2 separate regions of the Homo sapiens genome follow, and region 2 is linked to region 1. The links are chromatin contacts, found by Hi-C or POLR2A ChIA-PET in ENCODE. All regions are on one chromosome and are shown on one strand. The core of a region is the stretch at or near the end of the contact, and the rest is flanking DNA. Distances in the headings are between cores, read along the strand shown. Region 1 holds the start of RCOR1 (REST corepressor 1). Region 2 overlaps KLC1 (kinesin light chain 1).

Region 1 (6,024 bases), core at 1-2,500:
AGGCAGGCGCCCTCTGGAAAACACACTTCTTTTATTGACTGGTTTTGGGGGGTCGTTCTTCTACTCGCCTTCTGGATGGGAGGGCAGTCAGGAGCCAGCAAGAGCCCAGAGGCTGAGAGGAGGAGCAAAGGCGTGGGGAGCAGCCTTTGGGAAGGGTTCCGAGAAAGGGGTCTCTGGGGACCTCCTAAGTCCGGGGCGCTCGCAGGACACTAACTCTCCGGCACTGCCACCCTTACCCCTGGCCGAGGCGCAGCTCACCTGGACGCAGGGACCCCCAGCGCCCCCAGGCCAGGTGTGGCCACCTCCGACGCCACCCGCAGTCCTCGGAGGCGCAAGGGGGCAGCGGCGCCGGCCCTGCTGGGGGCGACCTGGCCTCCCCCGGGTGCAGAGGCACGTTTGCAGAACACTCGTGTGCGTGTGCGCCTCCTCGTCCTCGCCCTGCTGTTCTCCCCACGGACGGCAGGGCGAACGCACAAAAAGAAAGTTGTCGGCGGGCTCCCGCCCCCTCGGGCTCGCCGGGGACCCGGGGCTCCCGCTCATCCCCGCCGCCGGCCGGCCGGGGCCGCTACTCACCGGGGTCGAAGTCGGGCACCACCGCCTGGTACTGGGGTCCGACCCTCATGCCACCGCCACCTGCGGGGGAAGCAGAATACGGCGGTCAGCGCGGCGCGGGGCGCGGGGCCCGGGGCCGCGGGGGCGGCTGCCACCTACCGTGCTCCTCGTCGCTGGACGAGCCCGAGCTGCCTTCCTCCCAGGAGTTGCTGCTGCTGTTGCCATTGGGCGCCGCCGCCGCCAAACTTTTATTCTGGCCATTATTGGGGGCGGCGGCGGCTGAGGCGGCGGCGGCCGAGGCTGAGGAGGCGGCGGCGCCCGAGGCGGCAGTGGCGGCTGGCGAGGCGCAGGCGGCCGAGGCGGCGGCGGAGGCGGCGGCGGCGGAGGCGGAGGCGGCCGCGTTGTTCCTCCCTCTCCGCTTCCCTGAGACCTCGGGGCCCTTCTCCACCATGGCCGGCATCGGCGGGGGCCGGGGCCGTGCGAAAGTGGCGGGGACCCGCGGCTCCTGAGGAGGGGGCGCCGAGACGGGGGAGGGGGCGCGGGGCCGGCGCGGGGCCGGGCGGGCGCGGCGGGAGCCCACGGGCGCGAGTCCGAGTCGGGGGAGGCCCAAACGGGCAGAGCGCGGAGCCGCTTCAAGCCCCCAGCGACGAGCCGAGCGCAACTTTCGCTCTCATCGCCGCCCTCACTTCACTGGCACCAACTACTCCGGGAGCAGCGAGCGGAGAGGGGAGGAGGCAGGGGCGGGGCCTGCAGGGGCGCCGGGGGAGGGGGGCGCGCAGCCCAACTGACGCGAGATGGCTCCGCCCCCCCTCGCGCTCCCATTGGCTCTGGTGGGATTTGGACAGCCAGCGGCAGCGGGGTTGGCTCCGCGCGCCCGTCCGTCCGGGGCGGCGGGGCGGGGGAGCGGGGAGGGGCGGCTCCGGGCTTCCGTTGGCGAGGTTCGGTTGACGCGTATCGCCCGCCGTACGTGGTTTGAGGTTTGCCATCTCCCTACGCCCCATGATCCATCTCTCCAGGCAGCGGCGAGGAGTTCGCGGCCCTCCCCGCCCCCTACCCTTGGCCGCGGCCCCTGCCCTTGCTGCCCGCGCACGCCTCCCGCAGCCTCTGGCCCCCCATCTGAAGGACCCCGCTGAGAGTCCCGTCGACTTCTCAAAGTAAAATGTGTCTGGCGCTGGGAAGCCGCGGAGCGCCCGGCCGGGACTACTTTCCGCTGCGCGGAGGAGTACGGGCGCGCTAAGACTCCATACAAAGAGGAAACTAATTGGGGGAAACTCGCTGCGCCCCCGCCTTTCCCAGGGGACGCGGGGCTGGCGGGGGCGGGGGCCGCGGCGCGGGGGACGGGCTTCCCAGGCGGCCGCCTCCCCTGGCGCGAGCTGCGTGGGGACTCGGGTCTGCGGTGCTGCCCGCTAATTGGGTGGGGGAGGCCGGGGCCCCCGGGGTGGCTTGGGTGCGGGGTGCGCCGCGGCTTCAGAGGCCCAAGGGAGGGTCCCCGTGGGTCCCCGGGGCACAGAGTCCCGGCGTGGGGACGCCCAAGCCGCCTGGGTGGCCGCTGAAAGATGAATGAAGGGGCCCAGTCGTCCTGGGGCGGGGGTCCAGGAAGGGTAAAGAGGAAGAAGCTATTTTCATCCCAAGCTCTCGGCACGGGAGGAGGGTCAACTTCTTTCGGGGCGAGGGCAGCCACTTTTCCGGACCTGCCGCCCGCCCCGCCTCCCTACTCCCCCCGGCACCCCCACGAGGGAGAACACGGGGTGCGGGCGGGTGGGGTAGGCTGAGGCTAGCCTGAGAGCCGCTGCCTTGGAGAGGGACCACCGGGCAGCCGTACAGCTGTTAGGAGGCTGAGGAGTGTAACTGCCTTGGAGGTCCCGGTGCCCTACCCCCAGCCAACCCTGAAACTACGCGCCCTTCGTAATTAGACCAGTGGAGGTCTATACGGAAAATCTTTTTAAAGCAGGGAAGGCTATTTTTCTTTTAAGTTACTTCAAACCTGAGCTTAATTTGGGGACTAGCTCTGGATATAAATAGCTACAGGGAGAATTTGGGAGTTTTATGGTTTTAAAGCCTGAGTAAATAAGCAGGGTTTTGTCTTGAACATTTTCTGCAGCATGAACCATTATTAACTTTATTGAAGAGACCACGTTCACTTCTGCCTAAATGGCCTTTAAGAAACAGGGCTGGGAGCCCTCCTGGTATAGAAGCCCTTCCCCCACCAAGTTCAGGTGGGGGACTTAGACTTTTAGACTCTCCTCAAAAGTACGTCCCTCTCCTTGGAGTGCCCTGGATGCTGCAGGTGTGTGCCCCAATACACCCTGTCAGCTGGCCTGGGCAGGGTACAGAACCGGGGTGGCATTCCCGGGGCTGGGCCACCGGCTAAGGCCTCTGACTCATCCGGAGGTGAGCCCTGTGTGAGGAATGAGGTCCAGAACACGCTGCCCCGCTCGCTTGGTGTCTACAAAGTTCTGCCACGAGACTAGAAGGATCAACCTACAAGGGCACAAAGGTGATACTGGGTCATTAAGGCAATAGGGATAGCAGAGCACACAAGGCCGCCCTCTCCACCCACCAGCCCCCAAGGCTGAGGCCAGGCTGGGCTACCAGTAGGGGCGCAGCAGTGGACTTGACAAGCATTCTTTTTTTTTTTTTTCCAACGAATATTAACACTTAATATGTGCCGGGCCCTGTTCTATTTTGTCTGACCCTAATGCTACACCGATACTGTATTGGCCTGAAGCTCTCAGATTTACCAACCGTAAAATACAGGAAACAGTACCTACCTCCTGGCCTGATGGACTGTAATAGAGTCCATCCTTCCAGCATAGGGAACCCCAACGTTAAGGACACTCGCCTTCCCATCGCTTGGGGAGAGGGCTCCACACACAGCCCTGGGATTGGGAATTTGTGATCCCACACTTCTAACGCATCCACAAAGCCGGCAGCCCTATCATGTTTTTCGGTGAGACTCCCACTCTGAAAGTGAGACCTCATGCCTGCTCCCCTCTCCTTACACCTCCCACAGCCCCTTCTGCCTGGGCTCCTAGCCCGTGGCCTTACCTCATTCTTCAGAGAAAAACGAAAGCCTTCAGGATCTTTCTCCTCTCCCAGTACCCAAACAGACAAACTTCCCTGTCGGGTACTCACGTCCTCCTCAGGCCTAGGACCCCATCCCGCTGCCCTCCCCTCGAGGCTTTTCTGTGCCATCAGCCTCACTCTGGACCGACTCCTGCCCCCAAACCCTCTCCTGCCTCTGGCCATTTCTCCCTCCCTTCAGACATTTCTGTAGACTTCCCTACACTCACCTCCTCCACCCCTTCCCGTCCCAGCCTCTCATCACCCCATCCAGCAGGGCTGTGTCCCCACCCCTTAACTGCTGCTAAGGTAACCTACAACCTCTCCGCTGCCCAATCCGGGGGTCACTTCTTGGTCTCGCTGAGCTTCTCAGCAGCAGCTGAGTCGACCACTCCTCCTCCTGGAAACCCTCACTTATCTGGACCTGGGGATTCCAGTTCACCTGGTCCTGCTACCTCACAGGTCACTCCCCATCAGTCTCCTCTGCAGCTTTCAACCTGTCATCGTTGGGATTCCTCCTTGCCTTTTTCCTTTCATTAATTTTTTTTTTATCCAGAGTCTCACTCTGTCGCCCAGGCTGGAGTCCAGTGGCACGATCTGGGCTCACTGCAACCTCTGCCTCAGCCTCCCGAGTAGCTAAGATTACAGGCACCCGCCACTACACCCGGCTAATTTTTGTATTTTTAGTAGAGACGGGGTTTCACCATATTGGCCAGGCTGGTCTTGAACTCCTGGCCTCGTGATCCGCCCGCCTCGGACTTCCAAAGTGCTGGGATTACAGGCTTGAGCCATGGCGCCCGGTGACATAGCGAGATCCCGTCTGTATAAAACAAAAACAAAAAAAAAAACTGTGACCCTATGACCATCTCGTCCCCCCACCCTAAAAAAAAACAAAAACTATGACCATGACCATCTCATACCCCACCCTTATAGATGAGAAAGCTGAGGCACCCAGAAGTGAAATATCTTCCTAGGATCAGGCATGATATGAGGGGAGGAGCCGGGGCACAGCTAAGCCAGGAGCTATGGAGCCTCTTAACCAAGGCCAGAGTTGCCCCAGGGATTCTGGGACGGCCAGGGGCAAGGGTGTCTGCAACATGCTTGGTCTGATGCTAAACATACAGTGTTTATAATTTTGTATTCATTGTATTTTCCCAGAAAAAGGGAAGGGAAAAGAGTCAGCATGTGTTATAAAATGATTAGAAAATGGGAAAGGAAGTACCTGGTACAGCAAAATCAACCATCAAATGAACATACCCCAGTGATGGAGTCATCAAAGCCCAAAGGGGCTCCGTCTCCTTCAGTTCAGGAATGAAGGGAAGGGATCAGGAAAAGGAGAGACGGGTACAGGCTTTCCTACCCCAGTGTTTATAGTTCTTCCTGCTGCTAATTATTATTATTACTATATTTGGGCTTGTTAGAAAATTCTGTTTGGCAAGGAATTCCTTTCCCAAGAATGGAGCCAGGCAGAGGGCAGGGTATGGGCCAGGGCTGGGAAGTGTCAGGAAAACACCCTAAAGCCATTCCTGGGAGGTTTCAAGCCCCCAAAGGACTATTGGAAAACTGAGACTTCAGGCTGGAATTTTAGCCATCCTAAGAGTTCTGAACCTGGAATCCATGGATAGAATTCTGGAGACCATGAACCAGAGCTGGTAAATACATCTTTATTTAAATTAACCTTTAACACCAAGTGCGGTGGCACTCACTTATAATCCCAGGTACTTTGAGGCCTCCAGCAAGACCCCTGTCTCAAAAAAAAAATCAACCTTTAACCAAAATCCAGCATTTTCTTCACTTATGAATGTAGGTGATATTCCATCTCAACACATTGCAGTCACTGGAAATATCTCAAAATAGCATTTATTTATTTATTTTATTTTTATTTTATTTTTTGAGACAGAGTCTTGTTCTGTCGCCCAGGCTGGAGTGCAGTGGCATGATCTCAGCTCAGTGCAACCTCCCGGGTTCCAACTATTTTCCTCCCTCAGGCTCTGAGTAGCTGGGATCACAGGCACCCACCACCACGCCCAGCTAATTTTTGTGTTTTTAGTAGAGATGGGGTTTCACCATGTTGGCCAGACTGGTGTCGAACTCCTGACGTCGTGATCCGCCCACCTTGGCCTCCCAAAGTGCTGGGATTACAGGCATGAGCCACCGCGCCCAGCCTCAAAATAGCACGTATACTCGTCTCCAAAATCACAGAAGTTATTAGACCCACTGCTAGAACTTGTTACTTAATATGTTAATAACTAAGCAAGTAAATCGTAGACCTAATTGTAAGACCTAATTGTAAAACTATAAAACTGTCAGATGAAAACCTAAATCTCTGTGACCATGAGGTAGGCAAAGTCTTCTTGATTACGATGCCAAAAGGATAAGGAACAAAAGAGAAAAATTGGAATTCATAAA
Region 2 (6,063 bases), core at 1,175-3,674, 1.1 Mb before region 1:
CAGGGGCGTCCGGGAGAACACAGCTCAAAAGGGGGCATGGGGCCCCAGGGCCACAGGCATGGGGACCTTGGAAAGAGAGACCCGGAAGATGCTCCAGCTGGGAAGGAATTCACTTCCCACTGACCAGTGTCCGCTAAGCTTCAGGCTTTACTGCCATAGATCACTAAATGCCTATCGTTCTGAAAGGGGTACTTTATGTTTCCAGATTCTTAATTTACAGCCTTATTACAATATTACAATTTAAAAGAGAGTCTGGTGTCATGGCAAAAAGGTGGCAGGCAGGAAATGCAACAGCATCCGTGAGCAGGAGCCAATCCCCAGCGTGCTGAAGCCACCTCAGCGCCACCTCGGCCTCCCTGAGCCAGCCTGGCCGGGTCGCGGTCGGGGTGGCTCCTGGCACTGGGGCTGCAGGCCGAGTAACAGAATGCTGAGGCACGGCCTCCCGGGTGTTTTGAAAAGGCACCTCCAAGGTTGGTGGACGTCACTATCTAGGAAAGGAAGCCAAGGAGTGCGGCTGGCGCCTCCGGGCAGGGCGGTGAGGGGCGTGGCAGGGCGGGGCGGTCTCACACTCCCAAGACAGGTTACCTAGCCCTGCTGGCTCTCAGTGGGCCAGGTCAGTGTGGCTGGCACTCAGAGCTCGCGAGTCGGCCAGACAATTATTTCGTTCCTGCATGAAAAAACAAATAGAAAAATTACACTTAACCAGGACTTCAAATGATGCCAGCTTCAAATGGCCTCAGGCCTAACAGTACCAGCTGCACAGCTAAATCTAGGTTGGCACTCGAGAGGCCCAGGGGTCAATGTGCATGTAGAAACTCCAAGAAACTGGAGGGCAAACACTGGGTCAGCTACAGGACCCTGTAAAATGAAGAGACTTTCTTTCCTCTTGTCATTAGGGGTGCTTCAAGCAACATGTCCAGCACCCTACAAGCCTCTTTAACAGCCACCGAGAAGGGGGCTGGGGAAAAGCTTTCCCGAGATGGCTGCCTCCCAAGAGTGTTGGGGGACAGGTCGGGGCACTGGCCTGTCTGTGAGGATTAGTGGATCTGGACAACTGGGAGGGCAGTGCCTGGCCACTGTCGCGAACTCTCAGCACCAGCACAGGGGCAGGGACTGCCAAGTCCCAACAGCTCGAGCTGCCGGGTGGGCCCCAGGCACCTGAGAAACAGGTTCTAGAGCAGCCACAGGCACCCGGCCACCCACTGACAGCCACACCAAAGGGCGGAGTGGATGAAAACTCAAACGGCCTCCGTGATGGGGAAGGGAGGCAGTACTTTCAGATGTAAACCTGATGTGTCTGTGTGAGGCCCGAGCAACTGCACCGAGTGCTTCAGGTTTTAGTGTCAAACTGACAGCACGCTAGTCATCATGTTAACAGAGTTTTGAATACTTCTGAACACTGAACAACAGCTTAAGTAGACAATTAATTATTAATAGTTATAAACTTAGTAGAGGCTAAAATCAAACAATCATACAAACTAGTAATTGGTCGAGCTTTGACAGTACTTTAACAGAATACATTAATTAGGTTAAACTATTTTTAAAGACCATTTGAGATCATTAATTAATATTCTGAGAATGTTCACAGTGTGAACATGCCCATAATTCACATAATCAGTGGTTAAGCAGAATATAAAAATACTACTGTCACAACTGTCTGTCTAGGAACAAACGTGGCGGCGTCCCCAGCCCTCTGCAGGAGCAGGGGCCGAGCAGGGGCCGAGTGCGGGTCTGCAGCAGACCTGCCAGCGTGGTCTGGGCAGCCTAGGACACAATTCGGGGTAGGCTCCTTACTTGAAAGCGATCTTCAGCAGCCTTGCCACCCACGTTAAGGACATTCAGAGAGCTGGCACGCTTCATGCTGCAACCCGGACACGGACATGCAAGGACAAACGATCAGCACATCGGTCAACCAGCAACAGGAAGCACAAGCAAAGCCCCCTCCAACGCCTCTGTGACACTGGGGGCTCTAGGGACCTTGCCTTCATCTTGCTTGGGTAACCGGGGAGTCCTATGTCTCACTCTATTTAGTGCCCAGGAGAAAAGACCACAGCTTCTCTGCATCTTTCACAGCAAAATGCTTCTTTTAAAGTACCATATGCAAACTCAAAATGTCCTTAGACTTGCACTTTTAAAAAGTGGCTCATCTAGACTGGGTATAGTGGCTCAAGTCTGTAATCCCAATGCTTTGGAAGGCCAAGGCAGGAGGATCACTTAAGCCCAGGAGTTCAAGACCATCCCGGGTAACATGGGGAAACCCCATCTCTACAAAAATACAAAAATTAGCCAGGCGTGGTGGCATGCATCTGTAGTCCCAGCTGCTCAGGAGGCAGAAGTGGAGGATCACTTGAGCCCAGGTGGTCAAGGCTGCAGTGAGCCATGACTGCACCACTGCACTCCAGCCTGGGAGACAGAGCAAGACCCTGTCTCTCTTTAAAACAAAACGAAACAAAAAAAAGACCAGCTGCAGTGGCTCACACCTGTAATCTTTGGGAGGCTGAGGCGGGCAGACTGCCTGAGCTCAGGAGTTTGAGACCAGCCTGAGCAACACGGTGAAACCCCATCTCTACTAAAATACAAAAAATTAGCTGGGCATGGTGGCATGTGCCTGTAATTCCAGCTACTTGGGAGGCTGAGGCAGGAAAATCATTTGAACCCAGGAGACAGAGGTTGCAGTGAGCTGAGATCACGCCACTGCACTCCAGCCTACGCAAGAGTGAGACTCCACCTACCAAAAAAAAAAAAAAAAAAAAAAAAAAAAGCCAGGCGTGGTGGCTCATGCTTGTAATCCCAGCACTTTGGGAGACTGAGGCGGGTGGATCACTTGAGGCCCAGAGTTCACAACCAGCCTGGGCAACGTGGTGAAACCCTGTCTCTACTAAAAATGCAAAAAATTAGCCAGGCGTGGTGGTACACACCTGTAATCCCAGCTACTCTGGAGGCTGAGGCACAAGATTCACTTAAGCCCAGGAGGCAGAGGTTGCAGTGAGCCAAGATCACTCCACTGTAGTCCAGCCTGGGCGACACAGCAAGACTCTGTCTCAGAAAAAAAAAAAAAAAAAAAGTGGGGGGAACCATCTGGGAGCAGAGAGGCTCTGCCTTCAGTCTGATGCTTTTCAGGGAGGGTGCTCCAGGGCTCATGTCAGACTCGTCACCACTAAGGGATCATGAAGAGACACTCAAAACTCACTGCTAAAAGATGATGCATAAATATACTGTCATATTTTTTATCTTTCTATATTAAAAGCTGGGAAATCAACTTTATTGTTAGTAAAATAAACTCTGAAGCCAGTATTTTTCTACTTAGAAAGCAAAATGTAACATAAAGTCATGGTTCTCCACTTAAAGGAATACAGGAATGTATACATATATTTACTTTTCCTCCATCTGATGTATTTAAAATACTTGATGAAACAGCCTATAAATAATCTATAACTTAAATGATGGACAGTCATAAAATGACTATCGTTGTTCACCACCACCATGGATGCCTTTGAACATAAACTCCCCTGAAGTTTTAAAGCTAAAGCAACCGATACTGAGGGTTACTTGAATTCTGAACGTGAACTGCATGCAACATGGGACAGCGAACATGAGCGCAGCAGTTCCTGGGAAAGCCAAGGACGGTGGCTGTGAGGCTGAGGCACAGGCTTGAGGGGTGACAGGGACAGCCTCACACAGGACACTGGGATGAGGCTGAAAGCCCAGGGCACCCACCCGTGTGTCAGCAGTGCTGTGAGCACAGCGCCTGGCACATGGCAGATACTCAGCCAGCCCCTGCCGAACAACTGCACCAAAAGCAAGACCTGAATTTCCTTATCCCCAGGCAAAACTCACCCCCAAAATGTCCCAACCAGGACAAAACAAAAACATCCCAATGAAGCCCACAACAGACATTGCTGGAGTCCCAAACAGGTTTTTCTCTACCTAGAACCACTCAAGAACAAAGTATAAAATCAAACCAAATCACAAGTAAATTATCATCTGACATACTCAGTTATTCTTGCTATAAAGTGGCCATTAACTTTTTTTTTTTTTTGAGACGAAGTTTCACTCCATCGCCCAGGCTGGAGTGCAGTGGTGTGATCTTGGCTCACTGCAACCTCTGCCCTACTGGGTTCCAGTGATTCTCCTGCCTCAGCCTCCTGAGTAGCTGGGACCACAGGCATGCACCACCTGGCCCGGCTAATTTTTGTATTTTTAGTAGAGACGGGGTTTCGCCATGATGGCCAGGCTGGTTTCAAACTCCTGATCTCAAGTGATCCACCCACCTAGGCCTCCCAAAGTGCTGGGATTACAGGCATCAGCCACTGCACCGGCCGCCATTAACTCTTTTTAAAAGAGCTACACAACCTTCCCTCAAACCCCCTTTTACGAAACGAAAGAACAACTCGAATCCTCAACGTCTCTTCCTACCACTCTTGCGAACTGCCTTGTTTGAACACGTGGCATTCAAAACCTTTCAGTACAGTCACTGTTAGGAGTCAGCCAAACAGCAAGCTGCAAACACCCTGGTCCTTGAGCGATTCTCAAAAAGTGGCCCCGGGCCAGCAGCCCCAGCACTGTGGGAACTTGTGTGAAATGCAAATTCTGAGATCAGGGACTCAGGAATTGGAAACTCAGGGGTGGGGCCTCACAGTCTCTGTCTGAACAAACCCTCCAAAAGATGTCTGAGACTACTGTCTAGTTAATAAAAACAGTCACTCTTATTTGGAAAGATTATTCAGTTGTATGCATTTTACGGGATGCAATTTCCAAAGTCATGTAGAAAACGTTAGTCCGTGCAAGTGTGTGCATCTATGTCACATGGTTCAGGCTGGCAGTGCTACAGCCCCATGAACACTGACCACAGTTCTAACACTGGGGACTGGTCACACACTGCTACATTTTTATCACGGCAAAGACACAAAACACGAGAAAACAGAACAACTCTGAGAGCTGTCATGTGGGAGTGTGGTCCAAGTTACAACACTCAGCACCAGAACTGGACTCTGCACTTAAAAGGCTTCAAAACTTAAGAACCTCAAACAATCAGTGTGATCCCCTCCAGGAATTAAATAATGTCCAGAATGCTCTCTCTGGGCATCATGTAATTCCTGGAGGGGATCTGAGAGCTGCTGTGTGACACCTCACATCATTCCAAGGAAGCGACACCAAGCAGTCACACAGCACTGCTCCAACCCTCTCAATGCTGTTTAAGAAGAAATGTGTAATCTCAAAATTCATCGAGAGGCAGATAGTAATCTATCATTTTGGTTCTGGAAATCTGTAAACATTTTAAAATAAGATCACTATTCCAAAGGCAATTTAAAATCCATTTCCCCCAAATAAGAGTTCATTTGTTTCATTGTAAGCAATTTGCTGCTAAGTCCCCATAAACTTCCAGAAGTCCAGTCTTCAAATCCTTGGGATCTTCCAGGGAGTTTTCTGAATGAACATTTGTGGGGCTCCTAAAACTCCCTCTCCAGAAATGGGCTGGAAAACAGTTGTGAGAAGCTCCTTACAAAAGCCACGTCACTCCTCTTGCCTCAGGCCTGCACCTCTCTCACAGCCATGAAGAGAAGTCTCCATCCACGACAGAGACTCCCACAGGGATACCAAGCGGACAAGAGGGTGAGCCCTACCACTAAGGGACTGGGCCATCTCTGGCCACCCCGCACCCTGGCCGTGTATGGCAACAGTTCTAAGGGCTTAGGTTATCAGGGATACTGAGAGAGATGAAAAAGTGGACATACTTTTTTTTTTAAATAGCTTTTAAAAGACAAAATAGGCCAGGCACGGTGGCTCACACCTGTAATCCCAGCAATTTGGGAGGCCGAGACGGGAAGATCACCTGAAGTCAGGAGTTCGAGACCAGCCTGGCTAACATGGTGAAACCCCGTTTCTACTAAAAATACAAAAAACTAGCCAGGCGTGGTGGCATGTGCCTGTAATCCCAGCTACTTGGGAGGCTGAGGCAGGAGAATCACTTGAACCCAGGAGGCGGAGGTTGCGGTGACCGAGATGGTGCCATTGCACTCCAGCTTGGGGAACAAGAACGAAACTCCATCTCAACAACAACAA

Evidence for each region. Hi-C counts contacts between places; a loop is a spot of excess contacts on that map. ChIA-PET counts read pairs that join two places held with the same protein, here RNA polymerase II (POLR2A). Pooled maps may share reads with other maps.
Region 2: a loop to region 1 is called in a pooled map, with 5 times the contacts of the local background. The contact joins the enhancer-like site here to the promoter of RCOR1 in region 1. A Hi-C loop is called at or near these places in 1 of 37 single-sample maps with no recorded cell type and 1 of 50 pooled maps. POLR2A ChIA-PET finds 5 or more read pairs at or near these places in 1 of 52 experiments (naive thymus-derived CD4-positive, alpha-beta T cell).

Annotation. Positions count from the first base shown.
Region 1 is chr14:102,587,875-102,593,898 of GRCh38, reverse strand. It overlaps RCOR1 (REST corepressor 1), which reads right to left and starts at 1,250. Exons shown (of 12, transcript NM_015156.4): 1 at 712-1,250; 2 at 574-633. The coding sequence starts at 1,012. RefSeq lists silencers at 274-883, 944-2,253 and enhancers at 1,832-2,647, 2,929-2,978.
Region 2 is chr14:103,688,157-103,694,219 of GRCh38, reverse strand. It overlaps KLC1 (kinesin light chain 1), which reads right to left. Exons shown (of 17, transcript NM_001394837.1): 15 at 1,795-1,861. Among named protein-coding and RNA genes, the nearest start is that of XRCC3, 24 kb to the left of the region's middle. RefSeq lists silencers at 4,861-4,910, 4,761-4,961. Within about 2 kb of position 2,424, at least 4 of the 41 ENCODE cell types and tissues checked have a DNase peak (open chromatin) inside an H3K27ac peak, as active enhancers do.